2 separate regions of the Homo sapiens genome follow, and region 2 is linked to region 1. Evidence: read pairs that join two places in POLR2A ChIA-PET (ENCODE). Cell type or tissue: GM12878. All regions are shown on one strand. Links, peaks and the distances in the headings refer to the core of each region. The heading gives the core; the rest is flanking DNA. Region 1 overlaps CAMKV (CaM kinase like vesicle associated). Region 2 overlaps DAG1 (dystroglycan 1).

What was found. ChIA-PET counts read pairs that join two places held together with the same protein. Peaks named below come from ENCODE experiments on the same cell type or tissue, not always from the same donor. Only the 100,000 strongest peaks of a DNase experiment are listed, where the experiment ranks them.
Region 2: POLR2A ChIA-PET joins it to region 1 with 8 read pairs; 2 of 35 experiments call an interaction of 5 or more read pairs at or near these places.

What each region holds. Positions count from the first base shown.
Region 1 is chr3:49,856,905-49,862,273 of GRCh38, reverse strand. CAMKV (CaM kinase like vesicle associated) reads left to right here. Exons shown (of 11, transcript NM_024046.5): 3 at 98-229; 4 at 409-483; 5 at 697-835; 6 at 974-1,094; 7 at 1,256-1,331; 8 at 1,422-1,558; 9 at 1,725-1,803; 10 at 2,016-2,103; 11 at 2,393-4,285. The coding sequence ends at 2,956. Among named protein-coding and RNA genes, the nearest start is that of TRAIP, 3.0 kb to the right of the region's middle. In GM12878, for the core only: no CTCF peak of the experiment used is centred there; no DNase peak of the experiment used is centred there; H3K4me3 peaks cover 70 bases; H3K27me3 peaks cover 176 bases.
Region 2 is chr3:49,489,725-49,495,093 of GRCh38, reverse strand. All of the region lies in intron 1 of DAG1 (dystroglycan 1), which reads right to left. Among named protein-coding and RNA genes, the nearest start is that of DAG1, 22 kb to the right of the region's middle. In GM12878, for the core only: no CTCF peak of the experiment used is centred there; no DNase peak of the experiment used is centred there.

The DNA of each region.
Region 1 (5,369 bases), core at 170-5,169:
GCAAGGCTGGGTGGGCTGGTGAGCAGGGGCTAGGGAAGTGGCAGTGGAGTGCAGCTGATGCTAAGGCCAGGCCTGAGTGGGTGCCTGTCGGCTGCAGTGAGGAGTTTTGTGAAATCTTCCGGGCCAAGGACAAGACGACAGGCAAGCTGCACACCTGCAAGAAGTTCCAGAAGCGGGACGGCCGCAAGGTGCGGAAAGCTGCCAAGAACGAGATAGGCATCCTCAAGATGTGAGTTTGAGGCCTGGGATTGGGGCGGGGTGGGAGGCAGCAGGGAAGGGCTTAGAGGGCAAGTGGCCTCAGGCAGTCCCAGCCTCTGGCCAATTAGTCTGCTGTGGCCACTGTGGTGACCACAGCCTCTCCCAGGGGTTCATCCAGCCCTAACTACTGGCTCCCCTCCCTGTCGCCAGGGTGAAGCATCCCAACATCCTACAGCTGGTGGATGTGTTTGTGACCCGCAAGGAGTACTTTATCTTCCTGGAGCTGTGAGTGTGGGTCTGGGGACCCAAGATTCCCCAGCGCCCAGGGCTTTCACCTGTCCCACCCTCTGCAGCTAAGGAAACCCCCTTTCTGGACCCTTGGCGTCCCAGGTCCCTGTGCCTTGCTCAGCCAGCTGCCTGGCGTAGGCAGCTCACCCAAGTGCTCCTGCCCTACCCCTGATTCTGCCCACGCCAGGCTCAGGGGCTGGTGTCCCTCAGGGCCACGGGGAGGGAGGTGTTTGACTGGATCCTGGACCAGGGCTACTACTCGGAGCGAGACACAAGCAACGTGGTACGGCAAGTCCTGGAGGCCGTGGCCTATTTGCACTCACTCAAGATCGTGCACAGGAATCTCAAGGTGAGGGCAGAGCCAGAGTCAAAGGGCCAGTTGGCAGCTGGGCTGGTGCTGGGGTGGGCAGCACCTCAGGGCCTTGGTCTAGCCTCCAAGGTCCTCATGGTGTCTTCTGCTCACCCACATGCTATTCTCACACCACAGCTGGAGAACCTGGTTTACTACAACCGGCTGAAGAACTCGAAGATTGTCATCAGTGACTTCCATCTGGCTAAGCTAGAAAATGGCCTCATCAAGGAGCCCTGTGGGACCCCCGAGTATCTGGGCAAGCAGGGGGTGGGGCAGGGGCAGGGGGATAATGGGGGGCAGCCTTCAGGGAGCTGCTCTGGGCAGGGGGAAAATGTGCTCATCTCAGGAAGCTGGTGTGGATGGTACTGGACCTGGCTAGGCCTGATACTGACCAGCAGATGGGCGCTGTGTTTGTAGCCCCAGAGGTGGTAGGCCGGCAGCGGTATGGACGCCCTGTGGACTGCTGGGCCATTGGAGTCATCATGTACATCCTGTGAGTGGACAGATGGACAAGCAGGCTTGCAGTCAGATGGGGTGGGGGCATGTGTCTGTGGCCTTTCTGTGTGACCCTTCCCCCATGCAGGCTTTCAGGCAATCCACCTTTCTATGAGGAGGTGGAAGAAGATGATTATGAGAACCATGATAAGAATCTCTTCCGCAAGATCCTGGCTGGTGACTATGAGTTTGACTCTCCATATTGGGATGATATTTCGCAGGCAGGTGAGGAGGTGCCTGCCCAGCACTTGGTAGAACGCAAGGGAGTGGGGAGGGTGTCCTGCTCTCATCTTCCTCTGTGGTATTCTGCTTCTGTCCCCCAGCCCATTTATCACCTCTAGACATTGAGATGGGGTGCCCATGACTATCCCCTTCTTGGTTTTGTCCACAGCCAAAGACCTGGTCACAAGGCTGATGGAGGTGGAGCAAGACCAGCGGATCACTGCAGAAGAGGCCATCTCCCATGAGTGGTGAGCAGGGTCCAGGGGAGGGTGGGAGAGGCCAGGGTCCCCCTCACACCCAGCAGCCCCATCTTTGAGGCCTGGAAGGGGTGCAGGTACCTAGAGCTCAGGGCAGCCCAGAGGCTCTGCCTGGTAGTCCCTGGATGCCACATAGAAGGGCTGAGCAGAGTCTCCACAAAGGCTCATTCTCTCAGATCCAGACACACTTGCACCCTTTCCAGGATTTCTGGCAATGCTGCTTCTGATAAGAACATCAAGGATGGTGTCTGTGCCCAGATTGAAAAGAACTTTGCCAGGGCCAAGTGGAAGGTAAGGCTTGGATAACTCCCTTCTTGGCTCTATCCCAAGTATTGCTTCTGGCACTCAGTTTCTTGCCTGCATCACACCCCTGCAGCCACACACAAGCTTTTCTCAGGCCATCAGGTGTGGGTGTAGCCACTGTGATTACCTTAAGTAGGAGTGCTGAGCAGCTGAGTACTTGGCCCTGGGGTGGATGGAGGTGGCCGGGGGTACTATGGAAGGAGTTTGGTTTGGTCACTGCCAAGCAATGGATCCAGCAAGCCTCACCCTTAGCCTTTCTCCACTGTGCTCCTTTCAGAAGGCTGTCCGAGTGACCACCCTCATGAAACGGCTCCGGGCACCAGAGCAGTCCAGCACGGCTGCAGCCCAGTCGGCCTCAGCCACAGACACTGCCACCCCCGGGGCTGCAGGTGGGGCCACAGCTGCAGCTGCGAGTGGAGCTACCTCAGCCCCTGAGGGTGATGCTGCTCGTGCTGCAAAGAGTGATAATGTGGCCCCCGCAGACCGTAGTGCCACCCCAGCCACAGATGGAAGTGCCACCCCAGCCACTGATGGCAGTGTCACCCCAGCCACCGATGGAAGCATCACTCCAGCCACTGATGGGAGTGTCACCCCAGCCACTGACAGGAGCGCTACTCCAGCCACTGATGGGAGAGCCACACCAGCCACAGAAGAGAGCACTGTGCCCACCACCCAAAGCAGTGCCATGCTGGCCACCAAGGCAGCTGCCACCCCTGAGCCGGCTATGGCCCAGCCGGACAGCACAGCCCCAGAGGGCGCCACAGGCCAGGCTCCACCCTCTAGTAAAGGGGAAGAGGCTGCTGGTTATGCCCAGGAGTCTCAAAGGGAGGAGGCCAGCTGAGTAGGCAGCCTGGTGAGGGGGGGCAGGGGATGGGCAGGAGGGTGGGAGAGTGGATGAGGGGCTTCTCACTGTACATAGAGTCACTGGCATGATGCCCTCGCTCCCCCATGCCCCCACATCCCAGTGGGGCATAACTAGGGGTCACGGGAGAGCAGTCTCGTCTCCTGTGTGTATGTGTGTGAGTGGTGGGCAGGCCAGTGGCAGGGCCGGCCCCAGCCCCTGCATGGATTCCTTGTGGCTTTTCTGTCTTTTGCTAGCTTCACCAGTTTCTGTTCCTTGTGGGATGCTGCTCTAGGGATACTCAGGGGGCTCCTGCTCTCCTTCCCCTTCCCTTCTTGCCTCACCATTCCCCTAGGCAGGCCCTGCAGGTCCCACACTCTCCCAGGCCCTAAACTTGGGCGGCCTTGCCCTGAGAGCTGGTCCTCCAGCGAGGCCCTGTCAGCGGTCTTAGGCTCCTGCACATGAAGGTGTGTGCCTGTGGTGTGTGGGCTGCTCTAGGAGCAGATACAGGCTGGTATAGAGGATGCAGAAAGGTAGGGCAGTATGTTTAAGTCCAGACTTGGCACATGGCTAGGGATACTGCTCACTAGCTGTGGAGGTCCTCAGGAGTGGAGAGAATGAGTAGGAGGGCAGAAGCTTCCATTTTTGTCCTTCCTAAGACCCTGTTATTTGTGTTATTTCCTGCCTTTCCGAGTCCTGCAGTGGGCTGCCCTGTACCCTGAACCTCATGAGCCTCTAAGGGAAAGGAGGAACAATTAGGACGTGGCAATGAGACCTGGCAGGGCAGAGTACAAGCCCAGCACCCAGTGTCCCAGCCTTACTGGGTCCTTACCCTGGGCCAAACAGGGAGGGCTGATACCTCCTTGCTCTTCCTAGATGCCCACCTCCTACAATCTCAGCCCACAAGTCCTCTCCACCCTAGGGGGCTTGCTGCATGGCAATAACTCATAATCTGATTTGGAGGTTTGCCCTTTACAGGGGCAGATTTTCTGCTCAGTTCAACAATGAAATGAAGAGGAACTCCCTCTTTCTACAGCTCACTTCTATCAGAGGCCCAGGTGCCTCAGAGCCACATTGAGTTGCTTTTTCTGGGATGAGGAAGTAGGGTTAAACTCCCCAGTTTCCTGAGGGAGGCTCCTGACAGGTGCCCTTTGTCAGACCCTACCACAGCCTGGATAGGCAGCCACATTGGTCCTCGCCCTTGCTCGGCACTCCGTGGTGGTCCTGCCCTTCTCCCTGCATGCCTGTGGGTCTGCTCTGGTGTGTGAAGGTCGGTGGGTTAACTGTGTGCCTACTGAACCTGGCAAATAAACATCACCCTGCAAAGCCTCTGGCCACCCTCTCGCCTTTGCTTCCTCTGTCCTACTGGGGAGGAGCCCCTGGAAGGCAGTGGGGAAGGGAGAGGCTGGGAGCAGGTTCACAAGTAGTGGCTGGGAGTAGTAGTGAACAGTGCCCTGTGGATTTCTTGGGCTGAGGGTGAAGATCATCCTCACCACAGTGTATTCCTCAATGGTGGTGGTGGTGGGGGTCCTCTGAACTCTAGAAATCCATGTGAGTAGTGGGTCTTGGGCTGCATTTGGACCAAGGAATACTCCCTGGGCTGAGAGCTCAAGTAAGGGCTGCTGTTTTTGACTCCTGTTGACCGAGGAGCCTTACTCTTGATTTAGGCATAGAGCTGGAATCTACCTGGGCCAGCCACCGCAAGGACAGACCCTGCTCATAGCCAAAGATAGCTTCCCTGAGCTAGGGAGAGGGTGTAGGGTGAGCAATGCACAAAGATTCTATGCTGCTCTGTGTTGATTCCTTCTTTCTGTGAACACCTGTGCTTTCCACCTATGCCCCAAATGAAATCTCACTCTGGGTCTATTTCAGCTGGAGCAGATCAGCTTTATATTATGGGACTATGCACAGGGTTTCTTCTGGGTAGAGGGAGTAACACTGCCACAGATACTAAGCCTAAAAACCCAAAAGTTGACTTACTCCAGCCCAGGTGGGCCTGGGTGAACTCACCAGGGATGCTGCTCTCTGGGAGGACCTCAAAGATAACCTCCTCAAAGATAACTTCTCTGATGTGGGAATAATAAAAAGGATTTGTTAGTCTCTAGTCTTTGAAGCATCTGGGCCTCCAAAATTCCAACCCTACTACAGTCTCAAGCATAACTGATCCTCCTGAGAGCTAAGAGCTAAAGTCAGGGTACTGGCCCTAGTGTCTCCAAACTCAAGGATAGTCATATCTTACTTGGATGAAGCCAAGGTTGGCCTGGGGTGACCTGAGGGACTGGGGCCTATGTGTCCATCTTTCTAGAATCGCCCGGAACTGAGGACTGAGAGGGTAGGGTATTGTGGTCTATGGGAACTACAGACCATAGCGCATGGTCCATCACTGTCCAGAGCCCAAGGGACCCATCGGGAC
Region 2 (5,369 bases), core at 214-5,213, 370 kb after region 1:
AGAGAAAAGGGGGAGAAGAGGTCCACTGCAGGGGTCTTGACAGCATTGACTCTGCTGCTTTCTCTCCCAGTAGATGCCTGGCACCAAGCAGGTACTCAGCAGATGCCCACAGAGTACAGGAAAGGAAATTCCACTAAATCCCCTAAATAATTCCCCAAGCAGCCAAGCGCCGGTGGCTCACACCTGTAATCCCAGCACTTTGGGAGGCTGAGGCGGGTGGATCACAAGGTCAAGAGATCGAGACCATCCTGGCTAACATGGTGAAACCCCGTCTCTACTAAAAATACAAAAATTAGCTGGGCGTGGTGGCAGGCACCTGTAGTCCCAGCTACTCGGGAAGCTGAGGCAGGAGAATCGTTTGAACCTGTGAGGCGGAGGTTGCAGTGAGCCAAGATCACGCCACTGCACTCCAGCCTGGATGACAGTGCAAGACTCTGTCTCCAAAAAAAAAAAAATAATAATAATAATTCACCAAGCATAAAGGCAATGATCACTTGATTTCACACTTTGAAGTTCAATGCTGAGCTTTCTGGTATTTTTTCCATTACACTACGAAAGATTAAAAATAAGTGCCATAGCTCAAAATTAATATGCTAATCTAGCAATGATGAATTAAATTTAGAAAAAGTGTGCTGGCTGGTGGCCTTTCTGACCTAATTGGCCAATTAGACTCCAAAACAGAGGAGTGAGGCGAAATGTCAGGGAAGCTCCAGGCAACCCAGCCCTTGACCCTGCCAGCAGCCCCTGTAATAAAGGCCTGGGACCCTAAGCACAATGCCTCAGGAGCCAAACAGGTATGTGGGAATTCTGGCATATTCACTGCAGAATATTTATCTAGGCAAATGCTTCAATCTTCAGTGTTTAAAGTGGTGACTTGCTTTTAGCCACATTCTTGTTTTTGGCTACATTCTTAATGCTCAACCATCAAAAATATTTCACCCATGCCAGGAACTGCCATATCAACACACTGTGTTTATAAAAGAACAAGACAAAACTACCACCCACTCCCTTTGCTCAGGTTTTCCTTCCTGCTAACAGAATTCCTTCCCTCCCACAGATGGTTCTAATTGGCCCTTTTACCTGCTTCAGCCTTGCCACAGCTACAAATTCTAAAAAATCACAAACTTCTCTGACGTACTTCCAAAAGCTAGAGCAGAAGAGCCAAAAGACATTCTTCCATTCTCGCAATCCCTGCTCTGCAAAGCTACAGCCATTCTATGACCAGTGAAATGGTGGGCCAGGCCAACACTATGGACAGGGATGCCCACCACATCTGACTTCAGAATCAGGCTTGCATAGAGGTGCATCAGAAAGCACCAGTTCCCAGTGACCTGGTGAACGCAAGGCTCCTGGGCTAGGCCCCACTAGCTCCCACATTGCTGGCCTTCCCCAGCAAAGGATGTTGGGCTGCTTGTTAAAGACCACAGCACATACCTGGAGATATGTCCAGTTCAGGCTCTTCTATACAAAGTAAAATCAAGTAAATCCATTACTCTCAAGCGCTTTCCTCCTCCTCAAAACTTCAAGGGATCCTCAGAGGCTGTCAGCCACACAGAATTTACACCCAGATTAACAAGACTGAAGAAATCCTTAAAGATGCCCTTGCTCTCAGCTTCTTCTGTCTCCATCTCTTTTCTGTGATCTTTGATCATTCTCTCAGCACACAGGAAAAAGTGGGATTCCATTCCATACTAATTATTTGGAAATTAATTCTTGCATTTTAGAACCCAAGGATTAAAAATGAAAAGCAGGCAAGGCACAGTGGTTCATGCCTGTAATCCTAGCACTTTGGTAGGCTAAGGTTGATGGATTGCTTGAGCCCAGGAGTTTGAAATCAGCCTGGGCAACACAGGGAGACTCTGTCTCTACAAAATATGAAAAAATTGGCTGAGTGTGGTGACGCATGCCTATAATCTGAGCTACTCAGCTACTGAGGTGGGAGGATCGCTTGAGCCTGGGAGGTTGAGGTTGCAGTGAGCCATGATCATGCCACTGCACTCCCGCCTGGGTGACTGAGCAAGACCCTGTCGTCTCAAAAAAAAAAAAAAAAAAAAAAAGAATAAAAATAATGATTTGCACAAAGATGGGAAAGAAATTCTGCAGGGCATTTATGTGCTCACATTAGAAGCCAACTGAAGATACATGAGAAATGAAGATAAAGCATCTGAAGAATTAAGCTGTGGGTTGGTGGGATCTCCATCCGCCTGAACTGTAGGAGTCAATCCATGCCTGAGTAGCCCAACCTGGAAATTCAGGAGATCCCAGGGCTATCTGGAAGAAGAACACACCTTCCATGCATCAGCAGATTAAGGCCACCACTGAAAAGTACCTTGGAGCTGCTACTCCACCTCCCCATCCAGTACTTAAAAATATATAAATTATAACAGCACCCTTTTGATAAGATGGAAGATCTCCTGCATTTATCTCTTTTTAAATTTTCCTTTAAAGATGCAGGGTCTCACTCTGTTACCTGGGCTGGAGTGCAATGACACGATGATGGCTCACTGCAGCCTCACCCTCCCAGGCTCAATTGATCCTCCTACCTCAGCCTCCCAAATAGCTGGGATTACAAACATGGCACCACCACACTTGGCTAATTTTTTATCTTTTGTAGAGATGGGGCCTTACCACGTTGCCCAGGCTGGTCTCAAATTCCTAGGCTCAAGCAATTCTCCCACCTCAGCCTCCTAAAATGCTGGGATTACAGGCATAAACCACCACATCCAGTCCAAATCATTATTTCAACTGGCAGCTAACTACTTAAAGGTCTTATTTTGTAAATAAAACATTTATTTTATGTATTGTTATGTATCTGTCCAGTGAATCTTAAATCAAAAGTTCTGTGGTCTTAAGAATAGACTTGGAGCCAGGCGGGGTACGGTGGCTCACGCCTGTAATCCCAGCACTTTAGGAGGCCAAGGCAGGCAGATCACAAGGCCAGGAGTTCGAGAACAGCCTGACCAACATGGTGAAACCCTGTCTCTACTAAAAATACAAAAATTAGCTGGGCTTGGTGGCCCATGCCTATAATCCCAGTTATTCAGGAGGCTGAGGCAGAAGAATTGCTTGAACCCGGGAGGCAGAGGTCGCAGGGAGCCGAGATCTCACCACTGCACTCCAGCCTGGGCAACAAAGTGAGACTCCGTCTCAAAAAAAAAAAAAAGAATAGACTTGGGGCCAGGCGAGGCAGCTCACGCCTGTAATCCCAGTACTCTGGGAGGCCAAGGCGGGAGGATCACTTGAGGTCAGGAGTTTGAGACCAGACTGGCCAATGTGGCGAAACCCCGTCTCTACTAAAAATACAAAAATAGCAGGACAGGCCGGGCGCGGTGGCTCACGCCTGTAATCCTAGCACTTTGGGAGGCCGACGCGGGCGGATCACGAGGTCAGGAGATCGAGACCATCCTGACTAACACAGTGAAACCACATCTCTACTAAAAATACAAAAAATTAGCCAGGCGTGTTGGCGGACGCCTGCAGTCCCAGCTACTTGGGAGGCTGAGGCAGGAGAATGGCGTGAACCCGGGAGGCAGAGCTTGCAGTGAGCAAGATCGCGCCACTGCACTCCAGCCTGGGCAACATAGCAAGACTCCGTCTCAAAAAAAAGAAAAAAAAAATAGCAGGACATAGTGGCAGGTGCCTATGATCCCTGCTACTTGGGAGGCTGAGGCAGGAGAACTGCTTGACCCAGGAGGCAGAGGCTGCAGTGAGCCAAAAACACGCCACTGCATTCCAACCTGGGCGAAAGAATGAGACTCTGTCTCAAAAAAAAAAAAAACAACTTGGCTGGGAGCGGTGGCTCATACCTGTAATCCCAGCATTTCGGGAGGCTGAGGCAGGAGGATCACTTAAACCCAGGAGTTTGAGACCAGCCCCGGCAACATAGTGGGACCCCATCTCTATTAAAAATAGAAAAAAATGCCAGGCGTGGTGGCTCACGCCTGTACTTTGGAAGGCTGAGGCAGGCGGACCACCTGGGTCAGGAGTTCGAGACCAGCCTGGCCAACATGGCGAAACCTGTCTCTACTAAAGTACAAAAATTAGCCAGGCGTAGTAGTGCGCGCCTGTAGTCCCAGCTACTCAGGGAGATTGTGGCAGGAAAATCGCTTGAACCTGGGAGGCAGAAGTTGCAGTGAGCCAAGATCGTGCCACTGCACTCCAACCAAGACAACAGAGTGAGACTCCGTCTCAAAAAAAAAAAAAAAAAAAAAAAGAATTTAGGAGTAGGCCAGGTTGTGGCTCATGTCTGTAATCCCAGCACTTTGGGAGGCTGAGAAGGGCAGATAGCTTGCACTGATGAGTTTGAGACCAGCCTGGGCAACATGGTGAAACCCCATCTCTACAAAAAAATACAAAATTAGGCCAGCATGGTAGCCTGCACCTGCAGTCTCAGCTACTCGGGAGGCTAAGGCAGGAAGATCGCTCAAGCTTGGGAGGCGGAGGTGGCAATAAGCCAAGATCTCATCACTGCACTCCAACCTAGGTGACAGAGCAAGACCCTGTCCCAAAAAAAAAAAATAAAAGAATAAAAAAATTAGGAATAAAGAGGCATGATTTCTGTCAATTACTCATAGATGGTTCAGAAAAAAAGGTATAGATAGAAAAGAGAATGACAGAGCAAACACAGCAAAATGCAAACAAATGGTGACTCTAGATGGAGTATTTGGGAGTTTCTTGAATTATTCTTGCAATTTTTCTGTAAATTTAAAGTTATATAAAAAAAAAAAACTTTTTTTTTTTTGAGACAGAGTCTCACTCTGTCGCCCAGGCTAGAGGGCAGTGGCGCGATCTCGGCTCACTGCAAGCTCCACCTCCCGGGTCCACATCATTCTCCTGCCTCAGCCGCCCAAGTAGCTGGGACTACAGGTACCTGCCACCACACCTCAGTAATTTTTTCTATTTTTAGTAGAGACGGGGTTTCACCGTGTTAGCCAGGATAGTCTCGATCTCCTGACCTCGTGATCCGTCTGCCTCGGCCTCCCAAAGTGCTGGGATTACAGGCGTAAGCCACCGCGCCCAGCCAAAATGGAAAAAAACAAGTGGTAAGAGAAAGGAACACGGGTCATGGTCCAAGCCCCCTCTCAGGACGTCCATGCCAAAGCAGGTGTATGTACCAACAATTGTGAAGCAGTCAGCAGGTAAGCTCTGTAATCTGTGACAGCTATATAACCCTCCCCCTACCCCACCCCACTTACCTCAAACCCCAGCGCTTTGTCCAGTAGGAATCTGGATTCCAGGCACTAATCCCCCAGACAGCATGATTCAAAACACATACCCCACCAGGTCCCAAGCCCTCCCAAGTTTACGAAGGGAAGTGAGGATACTTTAAAAGCATTTTCCTCTAGAAACATTACAAACACAAAATATAC